2 separate regions of the Mus musculus genome follow, and region 2 is linked to region 1. Evidence: chromatin loops called from intact Hi-C (ENCODE). Cell type or tissue: heart. All regions are shown on one strand. Each heading gives the region's core, and the rest is flanking DNA. Links, peaks and the distances in the headings are about the cores only.

The links. Hi-C counts contacts between places; a loop is a spot of excess contacts. Peaks named below come from ENCODE experiments on the same cell type or tissue, not always from the same donor. Only the 100,000 strongest peaks of a DNase experiment are listed, where the experiment ranks them.
Region 2: a loop joins it to region 1, with 2.1 times the contacts of the local background. A loop is called at or near these places in 2 of 42 quality-filtered maps.

The regions. Positions count from the first base shown.
Region 1 is chr3:36,547,194-36,559,021 of GRCm38, reverse strand. It overlaps Exosc9 (exosome component 9), which reads right to left and starts at 6,416. Exons shown (of 12, transcript NM_019393.2): 1 at 6,271-6,416; 2 at 5,893-5,987; 3 at 5,097-5,216; 4 at 4,880-4,982; 5 at 4,247-4,384; 6 at 3,458-3,540; 7 at 2,027-2,159. The coding sequence starts at 6,336. In heart, for the core only: no CTCF peak of the experiment used is centred there; DNase peaks (open chromatin) are centred at 6,431, 6,911 and 7,391; H3K4me3 peaks cover 1,646 bases; H3K27ac peaks cover 1,022 bases.
Region 2 is chr3:36,470,738-36,482,565 of GRCm38, reverse strand. Anxa5 (annexin A5) reads left to right here and starts at 6,679. Exons shown (of 13, transcript NM_009673.2): 1 at 6,679-6,993; 2 at 7,106-7,136. The coding sequence starts at 7,134. It overlaps 1810062G17Rik (RIKEN cDNA 1810062G17 gene), which reads right to left and starts at 6,629. Exons shown (of 3, transcript NM_028183.1): 1 at 6,327-6,629; 2 at 2,999-3,082; 3 at 267-790. The coding sequence starts at 6,431. The coding sequence ends at 590. It overlaps Mir7009 (microRNA 7009), which reads left to right and starts at 7,042; the gene lies at 7,042-7,105. In heart, for the core only: a CTCF peak has its summit at 6,614; DNase peaks (open chromatin) are centred at 6,155, 6,735 and 7,355; H3K4me3 peaks cover 2,528 bases; H3K27ac peaks cover 3,143 bases.

The sequences.
Region 1 (11,828 bases), core at 2,501-10,500:
TGTAGACCTCTGAGGTCAAGGCCAGCCTGGGATAGAGCAGACTCTAAGTGAAGAAGAGCTTAAGTCCAAGTGTGGTGGTATACAACTTTAATCCCATGAGACAGGCATGCAGACCCCAGAGCTCAAGGTCAATCTACAGAGCAAGATCCAGGACAGCCAAGGAAGGATTTGGAAAACAAAAAGCTGGTAAGAATGTAATAGGACAAGGGGCATGTTCCAGCCCCAGCAAGCAGCACAACTCAGCAGCTTTGGCCATAAAAGGAACTACTGGGACAATTGATGCTGGTTAGCTGGAACTAAGAAATTAGCAGTGATTAAGAAGAGGCCAGCATCACTGAGGTGAAATCTTCTGGGAATCGTTTTCTGACAGCACAAAGAAGCTGTGTTCCAGAGATAGCCTAGGTTGTACCTTGTGCTGCAGCAGGACTTAGTGATGTATGAGAGTCACCCAGGTGGTACTAGTTTTGAAGGTATGAAGGGGTCATGAAGAGCAGCTGAGGCTTGGTCCTGTGACAGGTCATGGAAGGTCACTGGTGAAGGTGCAGCCTCAGTTGCAGTTGATGGCCCAGGACTGAAGGGATCATGCAAAGGATTTGAGGCCTGGCACCATGAACAGAGCCAATGAGAGACTACTGGTGAAGTGTAGTTGCAGCAGAAGACCACAGTGTACTGGAGATGCCAGTACCATGGGATGATCACCAAGAATAGCAATGGCAGTGGAGTGGATCAACCTGAGCTTAGAAAGCTACAGAGGGCAGAGCTGGAAAAGTGACACCAGCCCATTTGGAGGAGCCCAGAAGATCACGTGTAGATCATAGACATTGAGACAAGAACATTACTCCAAGGTAACATTGAAGTTGCCTTGGAGACCCCACGGATTTTCAAGATGCCAGAGCCTTAGGGTATCTGCCAAGGAAAGCTGCTAATGGAGTGGAACCATTCCAGGAAAAGGAATTTGTTGCAGTCAATAAAAGATGAAAATGGAGTTGAGATCTGAAGCCTGTTTTGATATCAGCCGAGATGCAGAGTTTGTAGTTTGCCCAGCTGCTTTCCTGTCTTGCTTTGGGGATTATAGTTGAGTGATTGGATGAATCTCAGAAGAGACTTTGAACTTTGGACTTTTAACATTGTTGAGACTGCTATAGACTATGGGGACTTTGGAAGTTGGATTAAATGTACCATTTTTATTATGTTATGGCCAGATATTGCCCCCACAGACATGTGTTTGAACAAGCCTATAGGAGCCAGGGAGTGGAATGTGATGGTTTGTATATGCTAGGCCCAGAGAGTGGCACTATCAGGAGGTGTGGCCTTGCTGGAGAAGGTGTGTCCCTGTGGGCATGGGCTTAAGACCCTCATTTTAGCTCCCTGGAAGTCAGTTTTCCACTAGCACGCTTCAGATGAAGATGTAGAACTCTCAGCTCCTCCTGTACCTTGCCTGCCCAGATGCTGCCATGTTCCCACCTTGATGATAATGGACTGAATATCTAAATCTGTAAGCCAGCCCCAGTTAAATGTTGTCCTTTATAAGACTTGCCTTGGTCACTGTGTCTGCTCACAGTAGTAAGACCCTAAGATACCAAGGAACATACAGGAGCTGGACCTAAGCCCTACACATCTGTAGCAGATGTGCAGCTTGTTGTTCCTGTGGTTCCCCTAACAAGTGGCATGGGTGCTGTCTCGGTCTGTTCTCTGCCACTGGGTGTGCTGCCCTGACTTGGACTGCCTGGTTTTGTCTCAGCGGGAGAGGATGTGCCTAGTCCTGCTAGTACACCCACAGGGTAGGGAGGTACCCAACAGGGGCTCCCCTTCCCTAGGGAGAAAGTGAGGAAGCAATGGGAGGAGGGATTTGTGGGGGTAAGACTGGGAGGAGAGAAGGGAAGGGGCTGTGATCAGGACATAAAGTGAATTTTAAAAAATGAATAAATAAATAAAATGTACTTTAAAAAGATAATTTTAAAAAACAAAATAACAATAAAAGTTCTAAAAAGAGAGGTCTTACAGGGAAAGGAGTCAAAGCACTCACCTGGTCTTTAAGCAGCATTATCCCACCACTAGACTGAATAGTACAAATTTCTCGATGCTTATTCATGGCAATCACCAGCAAGCCATCCATTACTCGTTCTTCACGTTCATTGGGGTCCACCAATAAGTATGTTCTGAAACAAATGTTAAATGGTCCTCAACATATATGAAGCTGAGTTCTGTTTCTAGGAGAATGGGTTTGTCTTTTTTTTTTTTTAAAGATGTATGTATTATATAAAAGTACAATGTAGCAGCTGCCTTCAAACACTCCATAAGAGGGTGTCAGATCTCATTACAGATGGTTGTGAGCCACCATATGGTTGCTGGGATTTGAACTCAGGACCTTCGGGATAGAAGTCAGTGTTCTTAACCACTGAGCCATCTCTCCAGCCCCATGCCTTATTTTTTAGTTAGCATTCAAAGTCAATACTGAAGGATTTGAGCCACTTCAACTCAGTAACTTCAGTTACATGAAATCTATGTCTCTCTGGCCATTACAATGAAGTCACATTAAGTTCAGATAAAGACTTAGATAACACTAGTTTGGTTCATTTTAAAGTGGCCCTGGGGTCCTGCCCTCTAAGTTCTAGAGTCTGCCTGCCTCTGCAGTGTCCTTTTCCCAATAGAGAACCACCTACCGTGGTTCAGTGCCTAACAGCTGAAATCTTTTCTCTAGTTCTTATGCATGGGAGTCTCTCCTTTCCTGAAGATCCAAGAACCGTGTTTCACTTAGAAGCACATTACATGGATGTATAAGCCTCTCCAGCTCATACTGTGAGCGTTTAACAGGAATTGTGAAGACAAGGCTAGACAGTTGAAGGAAGCAATTTTTCAGGTTTGCCAACTATTTCCCCTTCCAATGGGCTCCTCAAACTACTGCCCATAACATGCCTCACACTGCCAATGTTCTATTAGTCCAGAGTAACCCTTACCCCATGCACAATCTCAATTGAGCTCACATATCCTCAAGGCCTTTCTCTAGCTAGGGAAGGGTAGATGCTACCATGCCACATGAAAGTCTTACACTCTAAGTATGCTGTGAGCAGAGAAACGATGGAGGTACATTCATAACAGCTGAATTTGCCAGTTCTATTAAGAAAACCTTTACAAAGACAGGAAGAAACCAGTAGGTGGTCTAGTATTAAGGGCAGCAGGTTTATGCGTATCTGAACAGAGCAATAAAGTTCTTAGCTTGGAGCTGGCATAGCTCAGCTGGCAGAGTGTTACACATCATACACAAAGCCCAGACTCCATTCTTCAGCACTATATAACCAGGCACAGTGGCACATGTCTGTAACCCCAGCACTTGGGAAGTGAAGGCTGAAGGATCAGAAGTTCATAGTCAACTACTCAGATATATAGAGCTGAGCTACAGGACCCATCCAATTGCTAGGTATACTCACATTTCAACCCATGGCAAGGTAACACTTACCCTTGCTGAAAGAAAGCAAAACTGACACAAATGGGCATATGGTGGATGCTCAATGGCACGGGATCACGCTCTTCAGGGGTATACTGTTTCAGAAGAAAGGCCAAAGTCTTAAAGTTAGCAAATGAGAAAAATACAAAACACTAAGATATGAAATTCTTAACAGTGAGTATCTAAACAATGTCTTTTATAGTTACCTATGTGACTCTGACAACTGTGTTCCTACTTAATTTTTATGATGATAAAACATCGATCTCATGTCTAATCTTCTCTCCCAGAGCTTCAGTCCAGTGGCCTTTTTAGGAAGGTATATGTGCAGTGCTACCTAGGAGTTCTTGATGCCCATCTGGGCACTCTGAGTTAGCCATGTAAGTACTGTGGTCCTGCCTCTATCCTCCTCCCTAAGCAGAGCCTAGGAGTGCTGTTAACAAGCCTCCAGGCAGTCCTCATGAACAAAGGGCCTGCAGAAACATGAAAATCCAGCAAGCCTCAGTCCATTTCAGGTACTACAGGCCTCTCATGCTGACCTACTCAGAGACCAACCCTTTCCTCTAGTAGTCAATCCAAAGAAAGAGCCACAGTTCTATTACAGGAGACCAAGCTGGGTCATGTTATTATTGACAGGCAATTCTGTGAGAGAACATGAAACTTCTAGGGCATTTCTGACCATTTGCAGTTTCTGTCTTGTGAATAAAAACTAGAAGAACCCTAAATGCTATCTGCCATGTCTCCTGTCAGCACACGAAGGATTTGCTCACAGGAACAATTCTGATCGGAGCCCTGGAAGCTTACCAGTGTTACTTCCTCTCCTTGGACAGAGACATCAGGTCTTCGGAAGTGACACAAGGCTACAATTGCAGCAATGCTAGCAGCATCAATAATATTCCCATCATGATTTAATAAATGTAGGTCTACACGGATCTGCCAAACCTGAAAGTGAATTTAATATAAAAATAAATCCCAACTGAGCATGACCAATGGCCACTGGTAAAGAAATACTGCACTTTTTTTTTTTTTAACGTATACGGCTAATCCTTCCAGTTTATCCAGGAAAAATGCAGTTAACTTTAAAACAAAACACTTGAAATACTAATAGTTAACTTATCTATGGGATTCATTTGAAAGACTAAGAATATGTAACTGAATGGAAGCATTCTAACATTTGAAACTTATGTTTTTTAAAAAACACATTTATTTTCCATGTATGCACATTTGCTTGCATGTATGCATGTACCACACTCATGCCTGGTGTCCCCAAAACTGTGTTAAAGCTTCTGGAACTACAGTTACAGAGGTTGTGAACCGCCATGTGAGTGCTGGCAACCGAACCCAAACCTCTGCAAGGTCTCCAGGTTCCTACGTCTGTTTTAATTGTGTCTGAATCAACAGTATTCATTGTTAAGATATTTTGAACATATTTCTCACCTTTTCACCAGCGACAACACAGAGAGATTCAGTGTCTATACACTTTGAATTTCGTAGACACCTTTCTAAGAGTCGATTCAGCTTCACCAAGAGATCTGACTGCCTATGGAAAGAAGAACGAACTAATGTGATAAACTTCGACTGTGAGCAGGAAAACAATATCTCACTGAGGGTAAGTTCTTCCATGGCTAAAGTAACTTAACAAAGAGTGAGATACCTGCCAGGCTCAAAAGCTGGAGCAGCCATCTGAGAAAGCTCAAGGTTAAAAAAGAGGATACCTTCCGTTGCCCTATTGAGTTTCGGAGAAACAAGTTCACAGGAAACCTGTCCAAGGACTCTGCAAAAATAAAGGTGCAAAGCAGTCAACTAAACGTACTTTCTTTTCAATTAAAAAAAAAAAAAAAAGGGTGACGAAATCTAAAATAACAACAACAACAACAAAAACCTAAACAACACAATGTGACATAAGAGGCAGAAATTACATATAGAATGTGGTAAACTGGACCCAGCAACCTGCCTACACACACACAATAATGCACATACACAATAATAAAGGTTTTTTTTTTTAAGGGTAAGTAGATTTCACGCAGAAATAAAAAATATTGGTATACACAAAAGGATGACAGAAAGGAAATCTCTTATTTCTTACATCATTTGAGAATAAAAGGGAAACTGAGGCTTACTGATGACATGATCGATACACTCCTCACACTAGAAAATGAGACATGCAGATAACCTGTGTGATCAATGTTAGCTGTCTACATGATTTATAATGGTCATACGGAACTATGATACTCATATAACAGAAAGCACTAATGGTTGAAAGTTAAACTGCGCACAAAACTAAAAAAGGCTGGCATTAAAGAAACATATTTCTCATCAGAATAATGATAATAATAAGAATAAGAATAAGAATAGCACGTTTGGAATTCGGAGCTGCTCAGTAAACAACCGAGTCAGTATGTTGTGATTTTCACACCTCCTGTTGCATTATCTAACTTGAATCCTGTTACCTTGTTTTTCCCAGTTCCACAATACAGCATCCATAATCCGTTCCGAATGAGATCCTGATGTTCCTGTAATCATAGGTCTGTCTGCCGTCCAGGCGCTGTAAGCAAACACCATTTACTGCTTTAACATATTTATGAGTGGCAACTGTGTCTGTGTGGTCCTGGTTCCCAACGTCCCTGCCACTGAATACTGCTGGCTTAAGGTTCAAAGGAACTGGTCAGGGTCAAATACTGCCCTGAGGCTTGGGGAATGGGGAGAGTCCACACTGGGCAGCCCCCGAGTCCACACCACGACCACACAACAGGCCGAACTGACAATGTATCCACGGACAACCCGAGTCTACACCCAAAGCCACGGTGTTCACACCGCAGGCCTCGCACCTTCTTCTCCTCAATTGCGCGGAGCAGGAAGCGGCGCTCACAGTTGGAAAGCGGCGTCTCCTTCATAGTGGCGGGCCACGCAAAGGATGAACGGCACCGAGACAAGTCCGCACACCGGCTTCTTCCCGGCGCGGAAAACCGACGTCATCCAGGCGCAGGCTCGGGGGCGTGGTGTGGGCGTGGCTAGAGATCGGGGGCCGCTGGGGCCGGTACAGGCAGTGTAGCAAATCAACGAAGATTTCCCGGGTTGGTCCTGCCCGGCATCGCAGTGGAGATTAGCATCTGCAGTGCAGTCCTGTTCCTAGTTTTTTATTGAGACAGAATCTCACTCTGTCTCTGACTGAACTCAACAGAGACTTACTTATCCCTACAAGTCGTAACAGTTCTTGCTTTGGGGGTAGGAAACAAAGATTTCCCCAGCTCTTGGGTCTGGATGTCTACCATCTTCCAGGCTGACCTAAGTATTGGGATTCCCTGGCACTTCACCACAGAGACAGTCTACTGAGGATGCTGACTTTTGTCAGAGAAAGATGGAAGGGTGGTGCGAATCGGTGGAGAATCCTTGTAAGGGCTTGGGGCGGATGGGGAGGATGTAGCCGACTAAAGGTGGTTCACATGGGACCTGAGGACGGGAAAACAAGTGAAGTGTAACGTCACTGACTGGAACCTCGTTTACTGCTTATATCTCATTTTAAACCGACAGGCTTATTTTTACAGACAGACATGTGTCCTCCATCTGCTGGCCGGTGTCCTGATTCACCCACATCAAGAGCTGGTATTTGACAGCTTGCGCAACGAGTGAGGCAGCAGTAGGTGATCCTTTAGTGCCCAAATCTTCTGTTTCTCCTTTTTTATTATTGTTTTTTTATTTTAATTACAGAGTCTCACTGTGTATCACTGGAACTAACAGAGATCCACCTGACCCTGCAAAGTTGTAACAGCTCTTGCATGGGTTTAGGAAATAGGGATTTCCCCCAGCTCTTGGCTATGGCTAGCTAGCAGCTTCCAGGTTGACCTAGTTTTTGGGATTTGCAGCAACAATGAATGCTACAGCTCTTGGCCCAGGGTCTGAGACCTTGGCCCCAAAGATTTAACAACTCTGAAACGTTCCAGTTGTCAGGACTGTAGTTTCTGGTCTTGCTCTCTGTTCTCTCCAGCTGTCCCTTTTCTGTGCTGCCTTTCTTCCAGTCCCGGCTGCTTTTGAACTATTCAGCTGCTGCTTCCTCGGCTGTCCAGCTGCCCGGCCTTGCCATTGTCTCAGCGTGGCCGCCAGACTGCACAGCTGCGTATGCATCACCGCTCTCAGCTGCCCCAGCTGCTTTTCCCGTTGCCCCCTCAGTTCACAGAACAGAAAGAGAAAAGTTTCCTTGAATCAGATGCTTCAAATCCAGAGAAGACAGCACAGGGTAGTGCCTTCCAAGCATCTCACTAGGTGATCCTGAGCATACATCTTCTATTTTTCTGGATTTTTTTTCCTCTCGTAAATATAATGGTTTAATTATGGAAAACAAAGAAGTTAATGTTTTTCTACCATTATTCTTCAGCGTGTACTAAATCAGTATACCTTTGAATTCTACTGTGTTAAAATGTTTGGTTTATGGGCTGGAGACGTGCCTTAGAGTTAAGAACTGTTGGTCTTCCAGAGGATCTGAGTTACCAAACACAGCAGTCACATGGGGTGATGCACAACTATAACTACAGCATCGTGGGATCCTAATCACTCTTCTGGCCTCTGAGGATACGGTGCACACATGCATAAACACAGAGACATGCACTCATACACAAGTACCTCCATCTTAGTAGTATGCAAATCTCCTTTTATCCTTATCATTGAAAATTAGTTTATTTGTTTGCTGATTTTCTTGTTTTTGTTAAAAGATGAGAACAAGCTGGGCATGGTGGCACACACCTTTAATCCCAGCACTTGGGAGGCAGAGGCAGGCAGATTTCTGAGTTTGAGGCCAGCCTGGTCTACAGAGTGAGTTCCAGGACAGCCAGGGCTATACAGAAAAACCCTGTCTCGAAAAATAAAAAAAAAATTTAAAAATTAAAAAAAGATAAGAACAATAGTCAGGTGGTGGTGGCACTCTCTAATCTCAGCACTTGGGAGGCAGAGGCAGGCAGATCTCTGAGTTTGAGGCCACAAAGGTCTACACACTGAGTTTCAGGACAGCCAGGGCTACACAGTGAAACCCTCTCTCAAAAGAACCTAAATAAATAAGTTTCCTCAAAGTTTGTTGTATGTTTTATTTGCATGCCTACTTTACATACTTGCATACTTAGGGGTACAGAAAAGTTTCTCAGGTGAAAAGAAGGCAAGAATGGGGAAAGTTTAAGATGTCCTAACATGGAGTTTACTAAGGCTCGCGATACCAAAAAATCTGACCCAAACTGTTCCTAAAAGCTATGGCTGAGTCCAGAAGACTGACAACCAGCTATAGTCAGTATGTTGTGTTCTCAGTGTCAGTGGGTGGTCAAGAAGGCTGGGCTGGGTAGAAATACAGCTGACTGATAGTTCTTTTACTCAGGCAGCAGGAAGAAACCAACAGCTGCTGAATAAGGAGTCATGTTGCCCAACCCCACTGTCTTTAATAACTTTTTTTTTTTAATTAGAAGGAACACTTACTATAAGAACACTAATAACCCTAATAGTGCCTTTCAGAGTTCCAAAGTGCCTAAGAGCATTCAGCATCTGTCTGTGCCCCAGGAAGAAGCAGCCCCCCTCGTCTATTGCACAGAAACTCTGGTGATGCTGTGAGAATTAACACTCACTTGGGGGGAGTTACAATATAAAGTAATTAAAAGCAGGAACTCTAAATTGTTTGAGCTGGAATTAGCCTTTGCCTTTGACTGTTTCTGAGATTCTGGACAAGTTCTTTAGCGTGCTGGCTAGTGTCGTGTCAACTTGACACACAAACTAGAGCTATCTGGAAGGAGAGAACCTCAATTGAGAAGACATCTCCATAACATCCAGCTGTAGGGCATTTTCTTAAATTAGTTATTAATGGAGTGAGTGGGGTCATCCCTAAACTGACGGTCCTGGGTTCTCTAAGAGAGCAAACTGAGCAAGCCGTGGGAAGTAAGCCAGGAAACACCCCCCCTCCATGGTGTCTGCATCATCTCCTACTTCCAGGTTTCTGCCCTGTTTGAATTCCTATTCTGACTTCCTTTGGTAATGGACAGCAATATGAAAGTATAAATTGGATAAACCCTTTCTTCTCCAACTTGCTTTTTGGTCATGGGTATTTCATCACAGCAATAAGAAACGCTAAAAAAGTCAAGAGCTGGAGAAGTGATACGTGCAGAAAGCTAAAGCAATGCGTGGTGGAAGAGGAAATACCACGAAAAGGCTTGCATGTTACCATGTTTCCTTTTGCTTTAGAAGTTGTAGGCTGTGCCCAGGTTGACCCTCATAGCCCCCCCCTCCTTTTATTCCTATCAGTGATACATTGTAGTCTCCATTTGTAAAACTTCCAGAATGTATTATTTAGTAAATACTTGCGTTTTTATTGTTTTAAGAACGAGTGGGGGTGGGGGTGGCACAAGACTTTAATCCCAGTACCAGGAACCCAGAGGCCAGTGAATCTTTGTGAGTTCAAAGCCAGTCTAGTCTATGTATTGAATTCCAGGCCATCCAACACTGCAGAGTACAGCCCTGTCCTAAAAGAAAAACAAGAAAGAGAAGAAAAGAAATCTCTGCTAGAATAGGGAGTAGACAATTCCCTCAGTTCAGAGAATTTAGAGTCTCTCTTCAAAAGACAAAATCCGGGCTGGTGAGATGGCTCAGTGGGTAAGAGTACCCAACTGCTCTTCAAATCCCAGCAACCACATGGTGGCTCACAACCATCCGTAATGAGATCTGACGCCCTCTTCTGGTGTGTCTGAAGACAGCTACAGTGTACTTACATATAATGAATAAATAAATCTTAAAAAAAAAAGACAAAATCCTAAGCAAATTAACAGTTTCACACACTGATTGGCGCTGTCTGAGTACTTGACTGTTTCGTAGGATTCTAGAAAGTGGTGACCTTTAAAAGGTGTTTCAAACAGAACGAGTTTGCAAAGATCAAGGCAAGATCGGCTCATGTGGCCAGCGGACAGGAATTGTGTCCACACATTAGTTCATTAGGTTTCGAGATAGCCAACAGGCTGGGGGATACAGTCTCTTTGAGCTCTTTGATGACAGATTCGTGTTTGTAGAACAGTTTCATACACTATTGGGTAAGCTAGTCATTTGAATATTCGGCCTCTCACAGCAAGCACTCAGTAATTTCTCTCTTTTTTAATTTTTGTGTGAATGTGTGTGAAAGTGCATGCCATAGCACATGGGGAGGTCAGAGGACAACCACTCATGCCATGCCTGCCTTCTGATTTGTTTGAAATGTGCTCTTGTTATTTGTCCCTCGGTATGTATCCCAGGCTAGCTGATCCAAGAGCTTTTAGGCCTTCTCTAATTTCTGCCTCCCATCTCGCCATATGATCTGACATTGCAGACACACGCAGTTCTGCATAATATGGCTTCTGGGAATCCAAATTGGATCCTCTGACTTCCACTGCAGACACTTTACTCATTGAGCCCTTGTCCCAGCCCATGTGATTTTTCTTTCTTTCTGAAATAAAACAGACTTTTATAGACATAATCTATTCTTTCCTGCAAGGCAACTTGGTAGTAGGAAAAAATTGTTTTGTTTTGTTTTGTTTTAGTTTGTTTTGTTTTGAGACATAGTTTCATCATAGCTCAGGCTAACCCAAAGCTCGCTGTCATCCAGGGTATGAGTAGCCCAGGATAGCTATAAACTCATGATAATCCCCCTGCCTCAGTCTCCCATATACTGGGATTATAGACATGAGCCACTATTCCCAGAGAAGATTATTTTTATTAACTGTTGCAGTTATTGAACTTTAATGTTTAATTTAATGTCAACCATTAAATTTCTTCAAATAGGATCATACTTTGTTTTTAAACATTTTTCTATTTATTTCATGTATGTGAGTACACTGTAGCTGTCTTCAGATACAGCAGATGATGGCATTGGATCCCATTACAGATGGTTGTGAGCCACCATGTGGTTGCTGGGGATTGAACTTGGGACCTCTGGAAGAGCAATCAGTGTTCTTAACCACTGAGTCATCTCTCCAGCCCCATACTTTAAATTTTTATTGTTGAGTGTGGTGGTTTGTATAAGAATGGCCTCAATTAGGTTCATATATTTGAGTTCTTAGCCAACCAGGGAGTGAAAAGATTTTGAAGGAGTGAGGAGTGTGAAAAGATTAGGAGGCATGGCCTTGTTGGAGTAGGTGTGGCCTTGTTGGAGGAAGTGTGTCACTGGGGGTGGACTTTGAGGTTCCACATGCCAGCAATAGATCCAGTATCTCTGTCTCTTTCTGTCTGTCTGTCTGTCTGTCTGTCTCTCTCTCTCTCTCTCTTTAGCTCTCTCTGTGCGTGTCTGCCTACAGATCAGGCTGTAAAGCTCTTAGCTACTGCTCCTACCAGCACACTGCCATGCTCCCTACCATGATAACAATGAACTAAGCCTCTGAAAGTGTAAGGAAGCCCC
Region 2 (11,828 bases), core at 1,706-9,705, 76 kb after region 1:
ATAACTATTTTAGTTTAGTATTTTTCAACATACTAGATGTTGAAAAGAAATAACATCTTGCAGCTTATGTTCTTTAGCTTGAGTTATAGACTGGTTTGACATTCAGAACTTAGAATCTTTATGACGTCAGATATATTCATTTTTTTAATCATGTGCATCTGTGCCCACATTGCCTTCATTCATATGTTGAAACATAATGTAGAGTACAAAAACTGTTTAAAAGCATGTATAATAATAGCTATATCAAACTTAGACATGCCAAACAATGCTGTATGTTGCTTTTTATTAGATTCATAATTGTGAATATGTTATATACAAATGAGCATAGCAATGGATTCTGTAGTTTTACTTTCTGGACATAAAATACAATGATAAGGCGTGCCCTGGACAGACCCAGGGGACCACAGAGAGGCCTTTACCTTGATTAGGAATGCCTCAAGGCAGGCTCGTGACCTGTGAGCCAGCTGGCTTGCAGCCTCCTTGAACTAGGACACCGCATTGGCTTTCACCGGCTCCACAGGGCTCCTCTCTTGCTAACATGGCCATCCTTGTCTGTTACAGCTGCAGCACAGGCGTCCCTAGAGAAGCCTCAGACTAAAACTGGGAAGGCTTTGTTAGCATGTTTTCCCTCTTCATTTCCCTTCTGAGCTGAAGTCCTCCTCGGGTGGCCTCTTGGGATTCCTGGACGATGAGTCATTTGTGGCCAGCAAACGCGCCCCACAACACACCGAGTGCTGGGCCTTTTATACCCTGGAGGGCCCTTTCTTCTGCAGCCTACGTTTTTTCTTTGCTGGGAGAAAAGTGAGGAGAAAAGATTGTATCCCAGCTGAGGCGCCAGGGGCTTCCCCTTCTCAAGGGCAGATTCTGAAAGTCCTTGGAAACACGGGCTTTGCTTTACTTGGGTGTTCTGAAACCTACATTTTAAAAGCACATTTTTATATTGGAATTGCATGCAATTTTACATCATCTATACACATATATTGAAATAGGAACCTTATGTTTATTTACTAGTAAATGCTGAAAACATTCTTTTTTTTGTGACTATATTTAAATCCACAAACCTCGCATCACTTTAGAAACTGTTCTCTCTTGTGCTTTTAGTCAACTAATAAATTCCTCCCCTAAAATAAGCAGCCCTTCTGACTTATTACTAAACTTCATCTAGATGGAAACAATAGATTAGTCCTTCCTAAGTCTCATTCCTCTTGTTCAACAGTTTTTTTCTTCCTTCCTTTGTTTCTCTGTTTTGTTTTTTTTTTCTTTTTTCCTACTGAGTAAGAATGAACTACATAGTATTCACCTACTCACCTACCTTCTTCCAGTGCAGAAGATCAAAACCAGGGCCTTGACAGATTATAAAAATGCGACTCAGATTTCTTGATTGGTTTCCTAGGGACTTTGTAGGATTCACATGGGTTTTCTAGAAAGGTGGGAGCTCAGATGAAGAGACTGTCTGTTTCCTTTCCAGAGTCTTTAAAGCCATGTAAGCCGTGAAAGAAATTTGGAACTGTTCTTTGCATGTCATTCTATCAGACACTGATCAGACAACCGGCTCAAGCTATCCCCAGATAACCCACTCAAGCTGTTCCCCAGATAGCTCACTGAGGCTGTTCCTATGTAGCCCATTCAAACTACCCCCAGATAATCCTCTGTTCCCTGTATAACCCATTCAAGCTGTTCCCCAGGTAACCTATTGGAACTGTTCTTCATCACAATACTTTAAACCGTATCTGAAAGTGAAGAAGTGGGGAAAATAAAGATAGGTCACAGACATTATTTAAAATCCATGAATATCATGACCTTGGAAGGTGGCCCTGGAATTTCAGTCATGTTGACCTCCAACACAGACTGTTTGAACATTAATTATGCCTTTGTAATAGCTTACCCTCAAGGCCACAGGATCTTACTATGACTGTAGGTCAGGAATCCGGAACAGGCTTGCTGGATTGTATGACACTTAGGGCTTTCCCTGTGGTGCAATCAAAGTGCTGAGATAAGCTGAGGGGCTCCTTGAGGTGGTGGTGGTGGTGGTGGTGGTGGTGGTGGTGGTGGTGGTGGTGGTGGTGAGTCCTTCATGGTGTCTCCTTGAGGCACCAGGAGCAGCAGGGCAAGGTTAAGCCTCTAACTGCCCACCCTAAATGCTGACTCTAAAGGCTTCTCTTTCAGTGGATGGTGCAACACACACATCTTGCTCATACATGTACGGTATGTCTCTCTAGTGGAAACACCAGAATGGCTGCCCCTGCAGCCTCACTCCTTGTTATAGGCTGCCAGCACACAAGCAGGGTGGGGCTGAGGTCTCAGTGCCTGCCCCATATCTCCTTTCCACTGTATCTTTTGTAATAGGTTTTATAATAGCTTTTATAATGAATTGATAAGTAGACGTAAATCTCTTACTGAGTCTTGTGACTCACCATTCAATTTTATATGAAACCTGAGGAAGAGGCTGTAGGAAACCTGATATATAGCCATTGTTCAAAATTGTTGGATGAGGGGGGCTAGGAAATTGGCTCAGCACTCGCTGCTTCTGCGGAGGATCTGGCTTGATTCCCAGCACCCATAAGGTGACCCAACCATCTGTAACTCTAGTTCCTGGGGGATCTGACATCCTCTTCTAACCTCCTTTGGCACCCGACATGCACATGGTATATATACATGATACATGGAATCAACATGCTTATGTCCATAAAGTAAATCTCCTTTTTTTTTTCCTTTTAAATCTATTTTTTTCTTTTTCAACCCAGGACTCACAATGGGTGTCTGAAATGAAGATAGTCTTATGGGACTAAACCCATAGTCTATCAGGTAGATCTTTTCCCCAGGTAGAGTCAAAATTCAATTGGAGTTTATACAATTAGTATCTGAGGAGTTGGAGAATTGCTTATTGTGAATGGAACACCCTTCCCCCCACCCCAAATTAACTAGTATATGAAATCGTTCCCCCTTTTGTAAAACTTTGAAAAACAAGACCAATGAAATACATACGTCACATACATACACAGAGACTGATAAGAAATTGCTCATGTGGCTGGAGAAGCAAAGGGTTGTACCATCTGCCATGCGTATGCAGGAGGTCGGGAGGCTGGTGGGAGAGCACAGAGGAGAATCATGAGTAAATCCTAATTCCAGTCTGAAAGCCTGAACCTGAAGCACAATGGGAGGAAGACTACCATCCAGCAGTATGGCAGAAACGAACCAGTTCCTCCTGGCCTTTTGTTCTATTTAAGCCCTTAGCAAAGGGGGTTAGGCCTACCAGGGAGGTGTCTGTTTTACAGAGTTTACCAATCCAATGCTAGGCTATTTCAGAAATGCCTTCATAGACATAACATAGAGGCGACATCTAGCCAGACATCTGGGTACCCTGTAGCCCAGCTAAGCTGACACATAGACCTTCCTACTGCCATGCGGAGCTTTCCCTGACTGATTCCCTCACTACCCAGTAGCTTGCTTAACCTGCCAGGCTGCGTGCTAGCTAGACAGATTCGGTGTACCTTTCCTCCCACCCCCTGTGCTCTCAGTGTCAAAGGCAAGGCATAAAATACATTCATGGATGAATGAACAGAGTGAAAGATGCAAATGTTAGCAGGACTGGAGGCTGGAATGAGGTGGAGTGTGTGGGGCGATGGTGTGTTGGTAGCCGGTAGCTAGGCTCACAGCTCCGGAGCTGTGAATGGATTTAGAGAGATGTATTTTCATTTTTGAGTGGGATGGGTAGGGATTGAATCATCAGCATGAGAAATGAGGGCTGGGTTCGGTGGCCACAGTTTTTGGAAGGAGAAAGAGGCACGAGGAATTGAAGTCAATCATTCTGTTATTTCAAGAATTGAAGAAGGCAGCTCCTGTAATTCCAGCCAATACCCCAAACAAGGGAAAAATCAAATCACCATCCAAGGTTGCATACTAATATGATCATAAGACACAGTTTTAATCACGAATGGCCTTCTACAGATTCAGACACTGTCTGAGAATACATCCATTCGTCTAGGAAAGTTCTCTCAAAGTTTATTTTGATATCACTTAATAATTCTGAATACTAGGAATTTGTGGTAAGTTGTAACCTTTGTTGAAAGGCAATAAACCCATTTTACACTGCATTCATGCTCTGATGTATTCATATGCTTTAAATATGAAATGTCTCCCATAGGCTTCTATGTTTAATAGTTCTCAGCTGGTGGTGCCATTTTGGGGAGATTATAGAAATTTGAAGATTACATCTGGTCTCCTTCCCCATTCTGCCCTGTCCATCATGAGGCGAAGAAGTTCTTTCACCACATACTCCTGCCGACATGATAGTCTGTCCAGGAGTGTGGGCCAAGCAACCATGGAGCAGAGTCCCTAAAGCTGTGAGCCATTAGGTCATTTTGTTCACAGCCACACTAGTGTGAACTCCTCAAAGGCCTGTACTGTGGGAGGGGCTCAAGGTCCAGCAGCAAATGAGACACAGGATATCTGTCCTTTCCTAAGTGTATTTTGAAGATCCTCTCATTGCTTATTTATTTGTTTGTTTGTTTATTGCAGCACTGTGGACCAAATCCAGGGTCGTGTGCACAGTAGGAAAGCACTGGACCCCAGAGCTACATCCCCTTCCTAACTTTACTTTGGATTTTAAGTCAGAATCCCACTAAGTTCCCCAGGCTGGCTTTGAACTCCCTCTGTAGACCAGACTGACTTTGACTTTTTCATTTCCCTGACTTAGATTCCTAAGCAGCTACATCAATAGGCCTACACCCTTAGGCCTGGCTAGCCCTTTAAAGACCAAAGCATTCTTTCTGAAAGAGTCCTATGACATATTGTAATTATTTATCCAAGATCCACAGTCTAGTCTCCTGTTGGGAAGTTGATTAGCTTTTTTATTTTTTGTTAAATACAAATGTTTTGAATAAAAATAATGGAAGGGCATCTAATGTTATGAATCTCCAGAGTCTCTGCTTTTAAGTTCTTGGACAACACATCCACAGGCTGTTAGCATAGTGGCTCCAGACACCGTTCTGAAGATGTCATCTGGTGAATCACTCCCAGACTGATATGCTGAAAACCCAGCTTCCAAGATCATAGGATTGCTTTTAAGAAGCGTTAAATTATGGACATTCCACTTTGTGATTGGGAGTAATGCCCTGATAAAGGAGGCTTCAGAGGCCAGTGAGCATCTTGTGCCATGTGATGCTTCAGTGAGATGAGGTTCTCTGAGGAAGCCGACCCTCACCAGACCCTGAATGTGCAGAGCCTTGATCTTGAATTTTCCAGCTTCCAAACAGCTGAGAAATAAAATTCTATTGCTTGTAAGAAACCAAGTTACAGCATCTCGTGCTTTCTTTCACAGTGTGCCCTCTCCTCAGTGCTACGCTATATTTAGAATATTAAGGTAGGCCATTTTATGAATGTCTCCTAGGTGCTCAGAACACTCAATAGCATTCAGTCAGGCTTCCTTCCCTCTAGTAGGAAAGGCTTCTGAAAAGCCTTCTTGGGAAATAGTGTTCCTCTGCCCTCTCATGCATGAGCTCTGCCTTTCAACACGGAAAGTCAGCTTGCTCCTCCAGACTGGGGTCCAGGTGAATAAGCTAATTGTAATAGGATGTAAAGGCAACATTTGCTGGGGAAGATCAAAGGTCTGGGTCTAATAATTTATGTTACTCCTTGGCTGCAGGGCGGATCACTAGTCACTGCCAGCCGTAAGGCAGTTTTCCACAGCACTGTTAAACAGGCTTCTGCGGTCTTAACTCCAGAGAAGGAGGACACGGAGTTGAGTAGATGTAAGAAAAAAAAATACTTAGGTCAAAGACTGAAGGAGATGCTAGTAGAAAGAAAGTAGATAAGTGTGAGCGACTGAGAGATAGGTGGGCCTTAAAGGAATGCGGGGGCGAGGAGGCAGGGAAATGGTTGCATCGAAGTCATAACCGTACTTGAAGGGTCAAGTGAGAGGATCCCTTAGTGTAGGCAAACAAAACAAAACAAAACAAAAACCAAAGTAGTCTAGAAATTACAATTCCCTGGGAGAGGTGCTGGAATGTCTAAGGCTGTGGGAGCGGCTAGGTCCCCAGAGAAGGGGGCGCATGAACAGGAAAAGCAATAGGACAAGGGTACACAAGGGAAAATGGCAGGCTTCCCCTCCTCAGCGGCAGTTTTGTCTGCTTTTCCAGAAAACCATCAGTCTACCTATCAGGGCCAGACTCAGCATGTGGCAAGGCTCCCCCAACCCCCACCCTCGGTTAGCTTCTTCTTGCTCAAAAACCTGATTTTGATCCTTCTAGAACATCCGCGATCCTTTTGCAGCGTCTTTAGGCCTGGGGGCGGGCGGGGGGGGGGCGGGGAAGCTCCATCTTAGTCACCTTGCACCTGGGGTCTTTGAAGTTACAGGCTGAGTTTGGAAGTGAAACCATTTCCGCTCTGAGGCTTTGACACTGCCAGGTACAGCTCTTAAAAGAGCTGCCCATCAGCTACACGGACATCCAGAGGCAAACACTAGCACGAAACACTTGGAAAGCAGTCTGGAAAAGGTCCTCACTGTCCCATGCTTAGAGTGCGGTGCAAGACGCTGTGAGGTGCCGCTGTGACAGTCCCTAACTCTCTAGACACACCCAGACCCCTGGGCCTGCAGCGCCTCCAGCGTAGCGAAGAGTGAGCGAAAAGCCCCACGCAGGCGCAGGAGCATAGAGGCTAGGACGTGGCAGGGCGTGTCCTGATGGGGGCGCGGCCCGGGCTGGGACCTAATTAGGGAGGTGGCCATGGTAGGGGGGTGGCCTTGTCTGAGGAAAGTACCGTATCCAGGGATGTGGCAGCTGCCTGGGACAAGGCGGGGCTTATAGTGCAGCGTCTCTGGGGGCGGGACCCTGGTGGGTGTGTGATCTTGGCAGGGGCGTGGCGTGGCGGGGCCAGGTCGGGCTAGGCTGGGCTGCCCAGGGCGTTTCCGTTGCACGGAGTTGTGAAGAGTACTGCCTTGTCCTTTGGCGTGTGCATCGGTCCTGCTCTCACCCGCAGCCTGCGCTCTACTGCCTGGTAAGTGGCCGTAGTCCCGGGAGCGACTCCTCCACCAAGGGCTCAGGGCCCTTTTGGGGTCAGGGGACCAGAGCTCCAGTGACCCTGTCTCTCTTTTCCCCTCTCCCTGCAGCTCCAGTCCACTCCTGACCGACAGCATCATGGTAAGCCGTGTGACCGCGACCAGGGCGATCGGGACCCTCTCTGAAGGCAGCTGCCTTCGCAGTCTCTTGGTTTTCGCCTTTCCCATCTGTGTCCCGCTCTGTGTCCTCTCTGTGACCTCTTGGGTGTCCCCCTCCGTGTGCGCTCTCCTGTTTTCTCCCTCGCCCCGGAGTGTCCGGAACCAGCCGGTGTTTCTCCCCGGTGCATGTGAATCAGGCCGCCCCAAATCCAGAGTTGCCAAAATTAGATCCGGAGCAGGAACAGTTCTCTTGGTCATGTGAGGAGAACGCCCTTTGGCTTCCCCTATTTTTTTATTTTTCCCGCAGTTTCCTGTGTTTGAATACTGGGTGTGCGTGGGCAATCTCCATGGTGCTTCAGGGGAGCTTTTTCCAGCGCAAGGCGCAACTTATTTAACAGGAACCGACTGTGCCTTTTCTTTCTCTTTTTCTGCTAAAGGCAGTGAACCAAAAAGCTGGGTTTCCAAAGTAATGAACTGGCAAAACGAGTTCTGAATTGAATTTGCCTTGGGATTCTTTCAGAAGTTGACTTCCGAATAGGTTTTTGTTGTTGTCATTGTTTTAGGAGATCTCTTAGTATTTTTCAAGACTGTAGCAAAGAAAAGTTGATTTTTGTTTTGTTTTGTTTTGTTTTCCAAGCTAGGGTTCCTCTGTGTTGCCTTGGCTGGCCTCGAACTCACAGACTGCCTCTGCTGAGGGCTAGAACTAAAAGCCTTCACCACCACCGCCCAGCGTATGTAGTAATTTTTCAAAGCTGGTCATGTGAAGAAGTTATCATACCTAAAATATTCCGCCCTGAGGCAAAGTGGTTATACCTGGAATCCCACATCTTGGGAGGTAGAGGCAGGAGGATCAGGAGTGAAAGATCATCTTTGGTCATCAAGGGCCTTGGCTTTAACAGGCGGCCTCAACAAACAAAACAACAAAGCTTTCATCCTGAATGAAACTAATTTAATCTTGCCAATGTGACTGACCTGTTCAGAGTCTGGACAATCTTTTAAATAAGTGTTTCAGCCTACTCAGTGTGCCTGAAAACACACACACACACACACACACACACACACACACACACACACTCACACACTCGATCTCTCTCTTCCTCTCCCTCCCTCCCTCCCTCCCTCCCTCCCTCCCTCCCTCCCTCCCTTCCTCCCTCTCTCCCCTTCCCCCTTCTTCCTTCCTTCCCTCCCTTCCCTCCCTCCTTCTCTCCTTCTCCCCCTTCTTCCCTCCCTCCCTCCCCCCCTCCCTCCCTCCTTCCCTCCTTTCCTTCCTCCCTCCTTCCCTCCTTCCCTCCCTCCTTCCCTTTCTCACCAGTTAACTAGCTTGCTTGCTTTAGTACCATTGGATAAGATTTCATGACTCTTCCCAAGAGGCTGTGGAGGGATTAAGATGATTTGGTAACGCTATTGAGTTTATACAGTGTACAGTGTTGCCATTCTCTGGGTTTGCACATGAATAGATAGTTTGCTCATATTACCTCAAGGGGACCTTGGATTTAGGTTCTTCAGCAATAAAGTGCATTTTTTTTTTTTTTTTGTGGGATTAGCTTTACTCCTCTGAGGAGTTTATTTTCATATGTTGGTGTGGTGATAGACATGGTGATTATCAAGCCTCATAGAACAACCCCTCCATCCTTGCCTATTTGGCTTACTCTTAAATAGCTTGTAAATTTCCCAGGGATGTCTCCAGTGTTTTGGTTTTGACAAGGTCCTGATGTGCAGCCCAGGTTGGTTTGGAAGGGTAGGCTTCCTCTTTCTGTGAGACCCCCTTGCCTCAGCCTCCCAAGCCCGGAAATGACAACCGTGCCACCGCAACCGTGCCACCGCAGCCAGCTTGCAGCTTCTCAATCAACTATTTTTCACTATATCCACTCTTTATAGGTAGTATTGGAAACACTGTAGCACGCTGAGCTTTTCAGTGGCTTTGTCAGTAATCTTTGGAAAGCACATAAGTAAACCACTTCCTTAAAATATCTCAGATTAGGGTAGTGTTTTGTATCTTGCATTTGGTGATACAGTATGCCCACCCACATTTTATAAGTGCTGTCCCTCCCTCTCCCTAGTGGTTTTGAGGACCAGATCTCAAAGAGTTCAGCCTGGCCTTGAACTCAATATGTAGCTGAGGATGACTTTGAACTTTGACCCTCCTGCCTTGACTTCCCAAGTGCTGGGCTTACTGGTGTGCACCCCCATGTCTGTCTATAGCTGCATTCTGCTGTCCTCTGGATTCTGATGTCGTCTAGGAAAACTGGAGCTTTATGTTAGGTTTCACAGAGTTTCTTTTGTTGGAAGAACTTTTGTTGACCCAAAGGATAGGAACCAGAGACTTGCATTCCATGACATCTGGAGAGGATGGTATTAGATTTCTACCTCAGAGGTGTGTGCTTCAGCAACTAAAAATGCATTGTTTAAATATTAATGTCTCTTGCTTATTGAAATAGTTTTCCACTACAACAATTCTTCATATTTATGAACTTTGACTATGTACCTATATTAATAATTTACTTTTACTTATGTTGGGACTGCACCATTTATAAAAGTACAAAAACACAGAGGCAGGTGTTTAGGCAGAATATGAGTATGACCATCTTGCTAAGAATTTAAATAGAAAGAATTGGTTGAGCTAGGTAGTGGTATACTCCTTTAATCCCAGCACTCAGGAGGTAGGGGCAGGTGGATTTCTGTGAATTTGAGGCCAGCCTGGTCTACTGAGCAAGTTCCAGGACAGCCAGGGATACACCACAGAGAAACCATGTCTTGAAAAAAAGTTGTCTGTATCTCATAGACAAATGAACCATTTCATAAATTTTAATTCTGTTCAAAGATTTCATTTTCAGGTAATCAAATTTTAAGAATTTAATTTTGGGCGATCTGAATTTAATTTTACTAGTTTTGTTGTTCTTTTTTTTTTTTTTTTCTTTTGGGGGTAGTTGCTTTTCGAGAGGGTTTCTCTGTGTAGCCTTGGCTGTCCTGACCAGGCTGGCCTCAGACTCATAGAGATCCACCTGCTTCTGCCTCCCAAATGCTGGGGTGAAGGGTGTGCACCATCACTACTCAGCTGGTTTTGCTGTTCTTAAAGAGTTAATATGTTCACTAGAGTAGGAATGTCATGAACACAAAAACTGGGCTGTATAAATGTTCAGTAGAAACTCCAAGAGTACCAGTTACCTCTGTGATGTGTATTTAAACTGTTTAAGAGTTGGTTGGAAGATTTGGGAGTTGGTTTAGAATTGTGGACTCATAGCAGTAATTTACCAAGGCCCCTTGCAGAGCTGGCAGGATCAGAGTAAACACGTTCATTTTCTCTGAGCTCATTACAAAGGAATCTGTGGACATTGACTTCCATCTCAGGTTGGTTATCTCTGGGTCAAGGTTGCCTGTGGCCCATGGCCTGATGCCCCGGCTCAGTGTGGCACAGACCCCAATCCCCTTGACTCTGGCTTCCTTTGTTTTCTGAGAAAGCAACTTGGCTGCTCTGCAAGCCACCGAACCCTTCACTGGCATCAGCAAGGCCTGGTTTCCTTATCGTTTACCTGAGCTCCTTGGAAGACCTCTTCTGGTGTTTAAGTGACCTAGAGATATGTGGATTGTGACTTTCTTCTGTTAATGACTTCAGAGTGCAAAACAGTAAATATATTTCTAATCGTAGATCCATTTCTGAAACACACTTTAGTTGCATAACTGTCTACTATTCCAAAATTGCACAAGTGTATTAGTTGAGTTAGAAGTGTTGTTCCTAAAGTCTTTGCTTTAAAAGTGTTTTTGATTCATCCTTTCTTTCTGTTACTAGCTCACACAGTATGCAAACATGTAAGCCACTGGTTGGAAGGAACGCATACTGCAGTTGGCTTCATTTCTTGGGACTCTTGCTTCCCTTGCCTTTACTTTCCCTTTGTGTGTGCATTCAGACCATTTGGATATTTGCTTTCCCGCTCCATCCAGGTATTGTCTCCTAGGTCTTGTGAGACTGGATAGCATAATTGGAGCTGTGACTAAGAGTTGTTGCTAGGATGGGTACTTTGCCAAACTTTTCAAATGCATTATCTAGTACTTGAGATACATTTTGGAAATAGGTATTACTCTTTTTTGAGGTGGCTTTGCTGGCACTATTTGTGTAGGATAAAGGAGGGGAGGCATCGGAAGTAGGCACAGTGGGAACAAATGCAAATGCTTAGGGCATGTCGGAGAATTCGGCAGGATGGAACTTTAGTAGCACTGCCAGAGTGACCATAGTAAGGGAGGTGAAAGGTGCCCTGTCTGGGAAAGGGATACCAGGGAGAGAGGCAGAGCCAGACCCCAGTGATAGGAATTGTTCTCTAGGTGGTGGAGAGCCCTTCTTGGGCCATTAAAGGTGAGTATGCCTGGACCAGATTTGTGTTTAAGACAGAGTATTATGGAGCTAGCATGGTGGCTGCATTCCTGGGGGCTGTAAAAGAGAGATAGCCTTGTTGCAGTTGGAAGGGAAACTGGATCACTTGGGAACGTGTTCCAATAGTCCCAGGGAGTGCCTTACCACCACCACAGAATTAAACTAGGTACTGGCAAGGACTTTATTATTATTATTATTATTATTTAGACAAGATCTCACTCAGACACAGGCTTGCCTTGAGCTCACAACAATCCTCCTGTATCAGTGTCCAGGTCCTAAGAATACAGGCATTAGTCACCATGCGGGACA